Regions from separate parts of the Homo sapiens genome. Here all the other regions are linked to region 2. Evidence: read pairs that join two places in POLR2A ChIA-PET (ENCODE). Cell type or tissue: OCI-LY7. All regions are shown on one strand.

What was found. Peaks named below come from ENCODE experiments on the same cell type or tissue, not always from the same donor. Only the 100,000 strongest peaks of a DNase experiment are listed, where the experiment ranks them.
Region 1: POLR2A ChIA-PET joins it to region 2 with 5 read pairs; 4 of 35 experiments call an interaction of 5 or more read pairs at or near these places.
Region 3: POLR2A ChIA-PET joins it to region 2 with 7 read pairs; 2 of 35 experiments call an interaction of 5 or more read pairs at or near these places.

What each region holds. Positions count from the first base shown.
Region 1 is chr3:23,218,331-23,223,330 of GRCh38, forward strand. All of the region lies in intron 3 of UBE2E2 (ubiquitin conjugating enzyme E2 E2), which reads left to right. Among named protein-coding and RNA genes, the nearest start is that of UBE2E2, 18 kb to the left of the region's middle. In OCI-LY7, no CTCF peak of the experiment used is centred here; a DNase peak (open chromatin) is centred at 2,871; H3K4me3 peaks cover 2,011 bases; H3K27ac peaks cover 1,995 bases.
Region 2 is chr3:23,322,835-23,327,834 of GRCh38, forward strand. The region is part of intron 3 of UBE2E2 (ubiquitin conjugating enzyme E2 E2); the gene reads left to right. Among named protein-coding and RNA genes, the nearest start is that of UBE2E2, 120 kb to the left of the region's middle. In OCI-LY7, no CTCF peak of the experiment used is centred here; DNase peaks (open chromatin) are centred at 2,137 and 2,877; H3K4me3 peaks cover 1,655 bases; H3K27ac peaks cover 2,771 bases.
Region 3 is chr3:23,164,880-23,169,879 of GRCh38, forward strand. No RefSeq gene overlaps it. Among named protein-coding and RNA genes, the nearest start is that of UBE2E2-DT, 36 kb to the right of the region's middle. In OCI-LY7, no CTCF peak of the experiment used is centred here; no DNase peak of the experiment used is centred here.

The DNA.
Region 1 (5,000 bases), 100 kb before region 2:
TCAAATAGAACAAATATTTCTTTGTTAGGTAAAACCGTTTAACCTAAGACTTTTTGTCACTCTTAGGACTGTATTACATCAAAGCCGTTTCAGATGGCAGATCATTGTTTAGCTTTTGGTGGTCAATGATTATAAGTGGATGGATTTGTGGAAAAACCCCAGTTTGAATTAAACCTAACATCCTTTGTTTCTTAGGATAATATTTGTTTTAATGGTCTGAATCTTTAAAAAACCCATATTATTAATATATTACATATATTATTTTTGTAACCTTTTTTATGAACAATTGAACTGATAAATAAGTGAACTTTATACACTTCTTTGCTTAAATTTTGACAACCCCAATCACCGGCAAAATAAACAACTTTGTTTTAATAAGTTTGTTTAAGGCTCATTTTTAATAAATGAAATCCACATACAGTATCATGTGATGTAGACTGCAATTTTGCTATTAGATAAATGGGGAAAGGAACTATATAAAGGTTATTATTTAAATAAACAAATAATTGAACCATAGTTCTATTAAAAGTAAAAGAAACGTTTAACTATAGTGTCATCTGAAATTTGGAGGTTTACTTTGTCTTTGAGCCTTAGTGACATCATTACTAGTTCATATGTAAGCTCTTCATAAATAGAGCAAAATGTGTATTACAGGTTTTAATTTTTAAATGTAGAAGTCACACATAATAAGCCCTTCAAACAGTTTCAGGGAAGATATCTACTTTAGTTAATTTTCTGACTTGGGAATTTGTAAGGAAATTCTCACTTGTGGGCTGAGGATTGGATAGCTGATAAGTTTGCTTTAGAAGCTAGGTCTGCAGTGCAGTGGCTTTGGCTCCTTTTATTGATTCTAAAACAGTTGCTTGGACTGGGTCAGGCAGAGAGAAAGGTTATTTACCTTCGTATGGCACTCCCTTTGGCAAGCAAAGGGTCCTCTGTGCTGTAGCTGATAGAAAATGTAAAACTGGTTAATCAACACTTATCAGTGTGCTTGTGTTACTTAATATGGATGTTTGGTGTGCTTATTAAGTGCATCACTGTGGTCTTTGGACTGTTTGGTGTCAAATATTTGGTTGTGGTTTGTAGTTAATCTGCCCATCTGTATTTCGGTGAAAATGTGGTTACCATCTTCAGAAAGAGATTAGATTGCAGTGTTAGTTTGGCTTATTTTTGGTCAAAGTTAACAGTGCTTTTGTGGTTGATTTTTACAAGTTCTGCACTGCCTGCATTGGCCTAATGACTGTAATGGATTAATTTATCAAAATAGAGCAAATTAAAGTTATCTGCCTAATAGAAGTCAGAGTCCTTTACTTAATCAGTTAAGTCATATCTCATTTCAGAAGAAAGCATCCCCTTACTCTGCTCCCTTTGTGGATTACCTCTCCTATCACACATGCCTCTCAAAACCCTGCCTTTTGGTTCCCTGGGTAGTTGTTAGTCTGCTATCACATGTAAAGATTATATGTGAGGGAACATCTGTGGGTTTTACCTGTTTAGTCAGAGAGTGGAGAACGATTTTTTCTACTGGTTGTCTGGGTAGGGGTGGGTGTGTGTCACATTCCACTTTGAGTGTGGTTTATCCTATTTTCGGGAACCTTAACAGACAACCCAATACTGTGTGTTTGTCAGGTTAGATGGAACCTCTGAATTTTGGTGCATCTCTTAGGTGATATCTAGTTAAGCTTCTTTTGGAATCATATTGAAGGAACTGTATGTGTTTAAGCGTTGTGCAAATCTGTTATTTAAAGAAGTTGAGACTATCAAGTCACCCCGAATCACAGCATTCAGTGTAGATAAAGTTTTATGTAAGGCATTTTTAGAGGAAGTTATTCTAATATAGTATTGGTTAATTTTTTTTCAGGTTTTGAATAAACAAATATTATTTTAAAGAACACCTACAAATGATTTAATAGATTGAATTATTTCATGTAGGAGATATTTGCCTCTACATATTTCAGTTTTTTCTCACTTTATTGTTGTCTTTGAAGTAAAAATGCAGTAAGATAGTTTTATTTTTGAAGTTGGGTTAAATATGTCATCCTTTTTAAAAACATTACTCACAGTTTAATGGGTAAATATTTTAAAACAAAACTTTATAGCTAAGAAAAAATTTCTGCTCATAAAATCGTAGCGTCTGTAGGGCCATAGGCATAGAAAATTACACTTCATTTGAGTGAAATTTGGTATATGCTTAGAGTATTTCCTATAAGTAGTGGAATATATTTTTCTTGGCCTTAACTGTCATGTTGGCTAACATAACTGACCCATGACATTTGCAAGGGTTCTATCCTGAGGCCTTCACAGATCCACTGATCAATAAATGTTTTCATACTACTGCTGAGTTAGAGGTGCTGGGCAGTTGGTTAGAATTGCTCGTTACCTTGGTGCCTTGCACACCAGCTTAGATGGATAGAGTGGGTCAAATTGATGCTTTATCCTTACAGACCTCTAACAGGTAGATTCACTGCCCCTTATAAATGACTACAGGTTGTAACTTTCACAGTTCTTCACAAATTGTTAAAAGCAAGATCTTAGATCTGTGCATGTCAGTGTGTTCATTTATACTTCCTCGGTGCTAGTGGAGAACTGGCAGCTAGTGGGCCAGCAAATCTCCAGATAAAAATTAAAATTAAAATCGTCATCATCCAAAGGATAACTTGCTCCTCTGTATCACAGAGAAGCTAACTTGTTCAAATGCTATTATGATCTGCTACTGCTAAAGTTTGTATTAGGTTTACGAGCAGGGGAATGACAGAGAATCCTTATTACTTTTTGGAAGAAAAGACTAAGGTAAAATGATTTATTTGGATTTTGATTTTTGGTCTAGTAATTGAACAAGTAAAAGGAGGAAGTAAACCAAAAAAGAGGATGTAGTTATACTAGCAGTTTACACTTCTATTTCTATGTGTTTCAAGAATCTGCTCATGGAACACTGGCGCTGCTTTTTAATTTTGTCTTTTATTTGATAACAGCTTTATTGAGATATAAAGTGTAAAATTCACTTATACTTTTAGGTTTTTAGTATAGTCTCGGAGTTTTGTAATCATCACAGTCTGTTTTGCAATATTTTGATACCTCCCAAAAAATAATCCATGCCTTTTAGCAGTCACTCCTTCCCCATTTTCCCCCAGCTCTTTCACCACCAGCCCTCGGCAGCAATTAGTCTACTTTCTGTTTCTATAGATTTGCCTTATCTGGACATTTTGTATAAATGAAATCTTGTGTGCTTTTTGTGTCTGGCTTTTAAAATTTTTTTTACAAAGTGTAATATTTTCAAGGTTCATCCATGTTGCTGCATGCGTTAGTACTTCTTTTTTTTTTCTGAGACGGAGTTTCGCTCTTGTCGCCCAAACTAGAGTGCAATGGCGTGATCTTGGCTCCCTGCAAGCTCCACCTCCTGGATTCAAGCGATTCTCCTGGGTCAGCTTCCCGAGTAGCTGGAATTACAGGCGTGCGCCACCATGCCTGGCTAATTTTTGTATTTTTAGTAGAGACGGGGTTTCACCGTGTTGGCCAGGCTGGTCTTGAACTTGATTACCCAAGTATTTCTTTTTTAAAAATATTTTTAATTGAGGTAAAATATACATACATGATTTACCATCTTTACCATTTTTAGTGTAAAGTTCAGTGAATATACATTTATATATTTATATTCTTTTTTTCCTCTTGATCCCCCCACTCCCCTTCCTGGCCTCTGGTAACTACCAGTCTACTCTCTATTTTTGAGATCTACATTTTTAGCTCTCATGTAAGAGTGAGAACATGTGACATTTGTCATTCTCTGCTGGGCTTATTTCACTTAACCTTGCCTGTGGTTCCATCCATGTTGCTGCACATGACAGGATTTCATTCTTTTTTATGGTTGAATTAAATATTCCATTGTGTGTATATACCACATTTTCTTTATTCATTCATTTGTTAATGGGCACTCAGGTTGGTTCCATATTTTAGCTATTGTGAATGGTACTTGGGTAAACATGGAGGTGCAGATATCTCTTTGATACATTAATCTCCTTTCTTTTTGATATATACTGATATGCTTTGGCAATGTCCCCACCCAAATCTCATCTTGAATTGTAGCTCCCATAATTCCCACGTGTTGTGGGAGGGACTGGCGGGAGATAATTGAATCATGGGGGTGGTATCCCCCATACTGTTCTTGTGGTAATGAATAAGTCTCACGAGATCTGATGGTTTTATAAGGGGAAACCCCTTTTACTTGGCTCTCATTCTTCTCTTGTCTGCCACCATGTGATGCGTACCTTTCACCTTCACCATAATTGTGAGGCCTCTCAAGCCAGGTGGAACCATGAGTCCATTAAACGTCTTTTTGTAAATTGCCCAGTCTCAGGTATGTCTTTATGGGCAGCGTGAAAATGGACTAATATATAAATATATATACCCAGTATAGGAATTGCTGGATCATATGGAAGTTCTGTTTTTAGTTTTGTAAGTAACCTTTGTACTGTTCTCCATAGTGGCTGTACTAATTTACATCCCAACAACAGTGTACGAGCCTTCCCCTTTCTCCGCATCCTTGCCAGCATCCGCTATTGCCGTCTGTTTGATCTAAGCCTTTTTAACCTCAGTGAGATATTGCATTGTAGCAATGTTGAGCATTTTTTAATGTACCCTTTGGCCATTTGCATGTCTTCTTTTGAGAAATGTCTGTTTACATCTTTTGCCCCCCCCCCCTTTTTTTTTTTTTTTGAGTTGTCTCTCTCTGTCACTCAGGCTGGAGTGCAGTGGCGTGATCTCTGCTCACTGTAACCTCTGCCTCCTGGGTTCAAGTGATTCTCCTGCTTCAGCCTCCTGAGTAGCTGAGACTACAGGTACATGCCACCATGCTCAGCTGATTTTTGTATTTTTTTTTTTTTTTTGAGATGGAGACTCACTGTGTCACCCAGGCTGGAGTGCAGTGGCATGATCTTGGCTCACTGCAACCACTGCCTCCCAGGTTCAAGTGATTCTTCTGCCTCAGCCTCCTGAATAACTGGGAT
Region 2 (5,000 bases):
TTTGTCTAGCATTAATTTGGTATCTATAATAAATAATTGATTTTAGCCTTAACTTAGCTGTAGAGTCCTAAGGATTATATATTTATATATTTTTTCTATTAGACAGGCATTTTCTTGTCTCCTTTCACAACATACGTGGTTCAGTAAAACATAAAATCACTTGTCAATAGTTAGTATTAATATAAATATATAATATCGTGTCTATACATTTCACTTAATTTTTGAATCCATGAATTAGGAATTATCTAGATTTATTAGGCTTAAACAAATAATTATTTGCTTTGTTTTGTGCTGTACTGTTGATAAAGAAGCTGTCTATATGTTATTATATTTGATCCTCACAACCACCTTATGAAGGTAGGTTGGACAGCTTTTATTATTTCTGTTTTATTGATGAAGAATCAGGTTTGGTGTTTAAGTAAATTGCCTACATTTTATAACTTTAATAATTTGCTCCTATAGTTACCCATTTATTTTTATGTTACTGGTTAGTCATGGTAGTACTTACTGTCTTGTTTCTTCTAGGGAATACAAAAGTCTTGATTTTTATTCTAGACGATTTAAGAAGACCAATTTGGGTCATTTGGCATGACCCCAGGGCTAGCTCAGGTGTAAGTAATACGGGGTGAGCATCCCAAATTCGAAAATTCAAAACACTTTGTAATTCACAACTTTTTCAGCACCAACATAACACTGAAAGGAAATGCTCATTCAATTCTCAATTGGATTTTTGGATTTTGGATGCCCACTAGGTAGGTATAATGCACATATTTCAAAATCTGAAAAAATAAAATATCCAAAACACTTCTGGGGTTAAGCATTTCAGATAAGGGCTATTCAACTTGTGTAAGTTAAACTTCTCTGAATGCCAGGATTCCTTTTTTTCCCTTTTAGCAAACTCCTGTCCTTATTTTAGTTTTAGTTCAATGTCACCTTCTCTGTGAAGGCTGCCGTTTTTCACAGGATGCAGAAATCTCTTATTCCCCTGTGCTTTCTCATAGCACTTTTGTACTTGCCTCACTTGGTACAAGTATTATTTGTTCATGCCATGATTGATTATTGAGCTCCTTGAAGACAAAAGTTGTGATATACCTCTTCACTTCTCCATGGCCTTGAATTAACCATAATGGAGCTCAGTAAATGTTTTTAAAGTAAATGAATGAACAAATGGTACATGCTTGATGTGTGTCTGTAAACTGTATAAGCCAAACATTGTGTACTCCCTGTTTCTGGAATAACTGTGCAATGCTAAACATTTCTTTGACTACTTACTATATGATGTCTGCTGGTTTTTGCTGCATAAATATTCTGATATCTTCAGTTGGTGCTTAGCCAGTTTATTCCTGTTCCACTGCATCACTTATGATTATTTGGGACCTGGATGAAGCAGTTTCATTGTAATGTTGTATTAGTTGAATCTGTGATTTTATAAAATACGAATTAAATTTCTTATAAAATGAAGTTTGTCACTCATATTTGTCTAAATTTGTTTAAAAATAAAAATCCTAGCTAAACTCTTGCCTATCCCAGAAATGAATTTAAGGACCGTATTCCTTATGAATTATGAAGGGAATTTAAAAGGGAAGCATCCAGGAAGGTGTAATTAGTGTCTGGTAAACTGGCTCTTGTGTTTTCTCTGCCTTTCCTCTCTTTCTTTTACCAGCTACCTGTAGACCATTTCCCTGTTTATTAGCTGCAGTACCAGAAGGTGGAATAGGAAATGAAGTTTACATCCTTCAGTTTTGTTATTTGTTAGCTGATTTCTTAAATTTTAGGTGTGAAGAACTATAAAAAAGTTAGGTTGTTTGTGCTGCATCCTTATTATTTTTTGTATCCTGTTATCACAGGCATTGATGACTTATGTATAATTGAGTAAAGCTGCAGGAAAGAAAAGCACTTAGGAAATGCCTCTTCAGATTTTCAAGATCTTTTCACACCTCTCTTGGAGAAAAGAATTTAAAAAAAAAAAACCTAAATGGATTCTAATTATTTTCTTTATCTGTGGTATTTTGTTTTGTTAAATAGTGTGTTATATAATGAATAGTGGAATTGGGTTCAGTTGTGAATTACAGGAAGTGACACATATGATAAAGATTGTGGTTTTATGTCTGTTCAACAAACCACAGTGGAACTGAAATGAAACTATAAATATTTTAACTACACCAATTGCTTTCTGCCGCCAAGCAGGACTAGTCCTAATGAAAACTAGATAAGCTGATACAAAGTTGTTGAGAAGCAGTACAGAATATAGGTCCTTATGTACCATCAGGAAACTTTAGCAGTTTTGAATCTTCTAGGCACACATTACTTTTGATCAGTAAGAAACAATTATTAGGTTATTTTACTCTTTTAAGAATTGAAGTAGCCACAATAAAGCTATTGTGTGTTTTTTTTTCCTTTGGGACAAGGATTTAGATTTAATAATAAAATGTGTTTTGTATAGTAAATATTCATGAAACAATTGAAAAGCAAATAAAAACATTCAATTTGTGTACTCTTTTCACAATTTACATACTAATCTGAGGCTGGGCTGGAGGAGAAATATATTCCCACATTATTCACTTACCAGGAGTATACCATACTTTCAGAAGCTTTTTCTTGACTAGTGATGACTCTTAAGATTTTACTGTTAGGATTTGAACACTTGTAGGTCCTTTAGTATACAGAAAACATTAGATATATTTAATGGGATAGCATAAGTAATTTCCATTCTCATTCTTTTCTTGAGTTTTAAAGTCTAAACCCATAGACTTACACACTTAGTCTTTGTCCACTAGTCAGAATGTTTACACTTTGCTAAGTAGTTATGAACGTCCTCTCCGGTGTATTTGTTTCATTTTTCACCATGTGAGGCTTGACTGCTTAGTTTGTGTGAGAGAATGTGCTACTGTGAGAAATATAATAGTGAATATCTAACCCCTCCGTATCACTGACCTTCGGTCTAGTAGAGGAGAGACCATTATAAAAATAACTAGGGAGCCCTTATATCCTAACTTCTCTTATCCTGGCAAAATTATCAATATCACCCTTTTTCACTTTCCAGTGTTGTGGTTTGGGTGATGAGTGATATAGTCACACTGTGAGTAATGAGGGGAAAGAACAAATATTTTTAACCTGATACTTTTTCTGAATTCATGTTTAGGTGGTAGAGGATACCATTTGATTCTTGGAGACTCCCAAATATAATTTTCTGTCTCATTTTGACTTCTTGTAGATACATGCTTTGTAATCTTTTATTTTTATTTATTTATTTTTGAGGTGGAGTCTTGCTTTCTCGCCCAGGCTGGAGTGCAGTGGCGCGATCTTGGCTCACTGCAACCTCCACCCCTGGGGTTCAAGTGATTCTCTTGCCTCAGCCTCCCGAGTAGCTGGGATTACAGGCGCCTGCCACCAAGCCTGGCTAATTTTGTATTTTTAGTGGAAACGGTGTTTCACCATTTTGGCCAGGCTGTTCTCGAGCTACTGACTTCAGGTGATCTGCCTGCCTTGGCCTCCCAAAGTGCTGGGATTATAGGCTTGAGCCACCGTGCCTGGCCATCTGTAATCTTTTAAAAAGGAAGAGAAGGGTACCAATTATCTGGCTTTTCAAGATTTTTCAAAACATTTTTTGAAAAATTTCTGAGTTTTTGGAATTAACCCTTTGAGCAGCTGCTGAGATTTTTATGTTCTTAAATTGGTTAGATTAAAAGAAACATTTAAGATGTGTCTGTCCCTTGCCTTTTTCTAAATAATTTATGATTAATGTCACATATCCTATACAAAAAAAAGTATGAGGTTGTATGTAGTTTTGACTTGAGATTTTCCAGAAGTCTTTTAATGGCACATAAAGGTTTTTTGTTTGTTTGTTTTTGTTTTATACTTTAAGTTCTTGGGTACATGTGCACAACGTGCAGGTTTGTTATATATGTGTACATGTCCCATGTTGGTGCGCTGCACCCATTAACTCGTCATTTACATTAGGTATATCTCCTAATGCTGTCCCTCCCCACTCCCCCCACCCCACCACAGGCCCTGGTGTGGGATGTTCCCCACCCTGTGTCCAAGTGTTCTTATTGTTCAATTCCTACCTATGAGTGAGAACATGCGATGTTTGGTTTTCTGTCCTTGCGATAGTTTGCTGAGAATGATGGTTTCCAGCTTCATCCATGTCCCTGCAAAGGACATGAACTCATCCTTTTTTATGGCTGCATGGTATTCCGTGGTGTTTATGTGCCACATTTTCTTAATCCAGTCTGTCATTGTTGGACATTTGGGTTGGTTCCAAGTCTTTGCTATTGTGAATAGTGCTGCAATAAACATACATGTGCATATGTCTTTATAGCAGCATGATTTATAATCCTTTGGATATATACCCAGTAATGGAATGGCTGGGTCAAATAGTACTTCTAGTTCTAGGTCCTTGAGGAATCACCACACTGTCTTCCACAATGGTTGAACTAGTTTACAGTCCCACCAACAGTGTAAAAGTGTTCCTATTTCTCCACATCCTCTCCAGCACCTGTTGTTTCCTGACTTTTTAATGATCGCCATTCTAACTGGTGTGAGATGATATCTCATTGTGGTTTTGATTTGCATTTCTCTGATGGTAATGGCACATAAAGTTTAATCTGCAATACGGAATCTGATATACCACCCCTTTCCTCTCACCATCATCTACTCTATTTTACTAACATGAAACTCCTTAAGCAGCCTTTTAACTAGGACAAATACTTGTATCAACCAATACAGAAAGATTATTTATTGTTCTTATAGGCAGGTTTGTTTGTGGCTGCAGTTAGTATTAGACTGTCACTTGGGATGTTATTCTGGAATTGCTTTTTCTAATTCTTTCAGTGAAGGTATGTGACTCGTTCTCTTTTTTCCTTTTGCAAAGCAAAGGCTCGACAAAATTTTATAGACTGGTGAAACATTTTGCAGGTCTGAAAAAAGTGTTGTAAACCTGCTCATGAGGTTCAGACAAAACTTCTGTGCATAAATTAGGAGTTGGTGTTGTCTAGGAG
Region 3 (5,000 bases), 160 kb before region 2:
GAGCCATGATCCCATGACTACACTCCAGCCTGGGTGACTAAATGAGAACCTGCCTCTCAAAAAAAAAAAAAAAAAAAAAAAGGAAGGAGAAGTAGTAGAGTAGTAGTAGTTTGGTGGAGGAACCCCATAGATCTGGGGACTAGACCTTGAGAAGTAGGTGTTTTCAACTGCTGTTGCTGTTCCTGAGTCTGGTGGTGTCCCATGGGGCTGGAATCCAAGCCTTTGAGGAGGGCACATCGGCCAGTGATGCTGGTATTTGAAGGATGGGGATGGGAAGTACAATAAAGATAGCTTTGCAAGTGTTGGGAAAATTGCAAAATAGGAATTTACCTTTGCAACTAGAACAAAGTGCCTCTGCTGGAGTGAAAGGCACTGCAAGGGTGATGCAGGCAACAAAGAGGAAAAAGCAAGTCCCTTCTCTCTGCTCCAGCTTTATGGTCTCCTTCTGATGTCCCCATTGGCACAATCTCTGTTCCCTTGGGTTAGCTATTTAATGTCCTTAATCCTCAATTTCCTCATCTAGTAAGTGGAAATTCACATTAGTCCTACCTTATATATCATTTCATTGATACATGTAATGTGGCACATAAAGTGAGCTTTTAGTGAACACATTTCTCTAATTATTATTAAAATGGGAAACCTAGGAGGAGAGAAGGAAGTCAGTTATTTTACAGTTCGTTTTTACTCTTTGAAGGGGATGGGGGGCAGGGAAGAGTGAGTTTTCGGGGTCATGTTGAGTTTGAGTATCTTCTAGAATAGCTTTGTTTTATGTGGAAAGAGTTAAAGTGTAATTCTAGACTCAACCAAGAGGTTGATATAACTTTTTCTGAAAATAGCTATGCAGAAACATGAGCAGGGAAATAGGTATGCTCAGGGGTCAGGCGGAAGTTTATGAATCAGAAGACACTAAAGCTGTAGTCCTCAAATTCTAGTATGTATCAGAAGCACCTGGAGAGCTTGTTCAAATACAGATTTCAGGGTCCCACCCCTAGAATTTCTGATTCAGTAGGATGGTGTGGCTTGAAAAGCTGCATTTCCAACAAGCTCCCAGGTGATGCTGATTGCTACTAGTTCAAGCACCACCCTTTGAGCAGCACTGGTCCAGAAAGCTAAGGCCAGAGCTACAGTCATTGGTTAGTCTCCAGACTACATTTAAAAAGGAAGGGGAAGAAAATAATTGTTAAGAATCTACAATGCACCAAAAGTTTTGCATTCTTTAATTTAATGAGCTCAACAACCCTAGGAAGTAGGTGTTGTCATCCAATTTTTCAGATAAGTAAATTGCAACTCAGCAAGGTAAGAAAGTTGCCCAGAGCCACATGATTAGCAGGGTAGTAACACTGGGACTCAGATCCAGATCTGTCCAACTCAAAAGCCTATATTTTCTCCACTGTGTCATGCTGTCAACTTCTCTCGGTAAAGTCAGGAGGGTAATAGGAGGCTTACTGGCTAAGAAAGACCTACAGTTTACAATCAGATTTTAACTACCATCTAGATGGCAACAACTCCCAAATTTATCTTTCCAGGCCAGACCTATCTCCTGAAACCTAGTGCTCAGCTGCCAGCTCAGCATTTCCAACTTCCTCGTCAGCTTGTCCTAAGTTGAACTGCTAATATTCCTCTCAGAGGTGCTTTACCCTCAGTCTTCCCCCTTCTCGGGTGATGGCAGCTCTATCCTTACAAATGCTTCTTCTCCCACACTCCATATCTAATCTGTTAGCAAGTCCTCATGGCTGGGTCTTTAAAAGAGACCCAGATTTCCAGCCACTTACCAACACCTGCACAGCCTCTACCCTGATCCAAGCCATCAGCGTCTCCGGCATTGATTCCTGCAATAACCATACTGTTTGCTTCCACCTTCGCTCCTCTGGAGTTTATTTTCACTCTGCAGCCAGAGTGGTCCTTGGAAAATCTGAGTCAGATCATGTCCCTTTCTCCCTGAAACCCTCCAAAGATTCCTCATTTTACTCAGAAAAAAGTCAAAGTCCTGCATGACACTGACCCCTATTACCTCTCCCCTACCACTCACCTCCTCCTCTGACCTCCTGCTAGTCCTGCTTTTCCTCTCTTCACCCCAGGCACACTGACCTCTTTGCTGTTCCATAAACACTGCCAGGTACAGTGTTGCATTAGGGACTCTGTACTGGCTGTTCCCTTTGCCTGAGACACTCTTCCCCCAGATTTCTAATGGTGAGTCCCTTCCTCCTTCCAGCCTTTGCTCATATTTCTCTTTCTCAATGCAGACTATTTAAAATTGCAACCACTTTTACTCCCAGGAATCCTGACCGCCTCCTCTTCTCTATTTTTTTTTTCATTTTTTCATAGCCTTTCTAAGACACTACATAATGTACTTGTTTGTTGTGTTGATTATATATTGCCTGACTCCCACAGCCCCCACTAGAATGTAAGCTCTATGAAATCAGGGATCTTTGAATTTTGTTCACTGATGTATCTGAAGTGCCTAAAACTGTGCTTGCCACATAGTAGGTACCCAATAAATACTTGTGAAATGAATGAGGACAGAACTGAGTTCAAGAGAAACAAGAAAGTAGAAGGGATGCAAAGCGCGAGTAATGATATCAGAGAGAACTATTTCAGAACCGGAGCTTTTGGAGAAGGCTTGCCCCACAGTGATGTGGCAGCCAAGGCAGGACTGTGAGTGTGGCCTCCGGGAGGGCAGACGGAAAGGGCAATGGGCTGGGAGGAAGGACAAACAGAGAAAACCCAAGATCCAAAGTAGAAGAGCATTCCTTACCTCTTTCCTCAGAAAAGAAATAGAGATGAAAGGAAAACTGAAAAATTATTTTCCCTTTTGAAAGTGTTCAAAGTTTCACAGTAACCTTAGAAAGATATGTCATCTCTCAAATCAATGTGATTTTCTTTACTTTACACGTCTGTCTATAAAGAAGGGTAAACAGAACCAGCTTCTTTCCTAAGAACCCCTGCCATTTTCCATAGTTTGGGCTCCTGTATCATTTCTGCATGAACCAGAAGGGCATAAATAAGAAATACTTCCTAGATGGCCACAGAAGCAGCAGCTCCATCCACCCCAGGCAGAGTCCCAGGGCCTAGGCTGTCAGTACTCTCTGTGGGGGCAGTAACAGGAAACCCAACTAAGATTGCCTTAAACAAGCAGGGTAAGAGGGTGGGGAGGAGAAAAATTATTGGCTTTTGGAATGTAAAGGTCCAGAGTTTTGTCAGTTTCAGGGCTGGCTTGATCTAGGCACAGACACTGTGTCATCAGGAATCTGATTTTCTCCATCAGCAGGCTTTCCTTTCCTCTGACTTGGCATTATTTCCAGAAAGGCTTGCTCCAGATATGGCCTCTAGCATCTCTAGGCTTACATTTTCTCACAGTAGTCATCCCATCAGAAAAAAAAGAAAAAAAATCTTTGACAAGCATTCCAAGACAACTTCCATGTCTATCTCTCCTTGGCCTGACTGGTGTTCTCTCCCCTAAACAAATCACCATGCCCAGGGAATATACTCCTCTTATTGTCTAGTCCTGAGCCTAACACTTGCCCACTCCTGGAGCCAAAAGATGATCAGACCCCAAATGGACCGAATGTGGAAAAGGATGAATTCCCAAAAAGAAAAATCGGGACTCTTTTATCTGAAAAGAAGAAATGGCTGCCTAACTGGCTGCAAAGTATACTGGTGTTTTTTCAAAGTTTTATAGGAATCTTACTGCTTATATAACCATGATCTTAGGAATATGCAAGAAGCAAGGGCCAGAATTATTTATCTTAATTTAGAAAGTCCATACTTTTGCAAGAGTAAGATATTTTCAGTGACTCCCATCATTGAGGACAAGTTTGGTTTTTTTAAAATAATCCTAGACACTGCCGAGTCCTGTGTCACTTTCCCCCTTGGCAGATGTCTAATATTTCCCAGATTCAATGCTGTTAGACATTAGGAAAATACAGACACAGGCAAAATGTGCCAACAGAGCCTTTCTCTATGTCCTCCAGCCCCCTATTTTGGGGCCTCAGCAAATGGAATCACCTTGAACATTCTGTTTCCAGGTCCTCCCTCCATCTTGGCCCTGGGTTCTCCTGGCTGCCCATCATGCTGGCTCAGTCCTACCCTCCAAAAACCTCATCCTTTTCTGTTGGTTGTGGTTGTGAAAAGTTTGCAAAAATACTCTGGAAAAACTAGGACCTTCAGACCCTACCTCAGGAATCTAAAAACATCTCAAAAGTGCCCTTCTAGGACTACTCACAAGTCTGACCCTGACACCCACATGTCTGGAATCCAACAAGAAAGCCCACAAGAACAAGCTCAGGTTTTCTTTTTCTTGAATTGGGCAAGTCATCATCATCCTCTGGGGCAGGAATTGCAGTGCTAAAAGTAAATGTAGTGATTACCTACTCTGGCCCTGTCTTTTCTTAAGTAGGGGAAAAAAAAAGATTTGCAGACAAATGGTGGGAGTACAGATGGCACTACCGGTTGCTGTTGAGAAAGCCCACTTGGTGGTGATTCAGAACAGCACCAGCAATAATAGAAAGGAAAGGAAGAGAGGAATCAACACTCCCAGCCTGGTTTCTTGCCCTTTGTTATCTTGAAGCCTTATTTTATTCTTTCATTTATTAATTTATTCCTTTGGTAAATATTCATTTAGTGCCTATTATGTGCCAGGCACGAGGCGGGTCTCAGAAGAAAAAGATCCTGTCCTTCCTCTTAGACACTCAGTCTAATGGGGAGAAGAACACATAGGTACTACAATGTGCACAGTAAACCCAGAAATGGAACAGGCAGTGACAGGGGAGACTAAGGAGCATGGAAGAGGCACTCCTATCCAGCTCAGGGGCTGTGGGAGCACAGGCAGGGGTGGGGCTCGTGGAAAACCCCCTGGATGCGATGAAAGTAAGCTGAGTCTTAATGAATGAGTTGGCGGGGGATGGAGGTGGGTGAAGGAAGAACAGCATAGTGGGTGGAAAACATTTCCGACAGAAGGAGGACAGCAAAAATCAAGGCAGCCAAGATGTAGCTTGGCATGT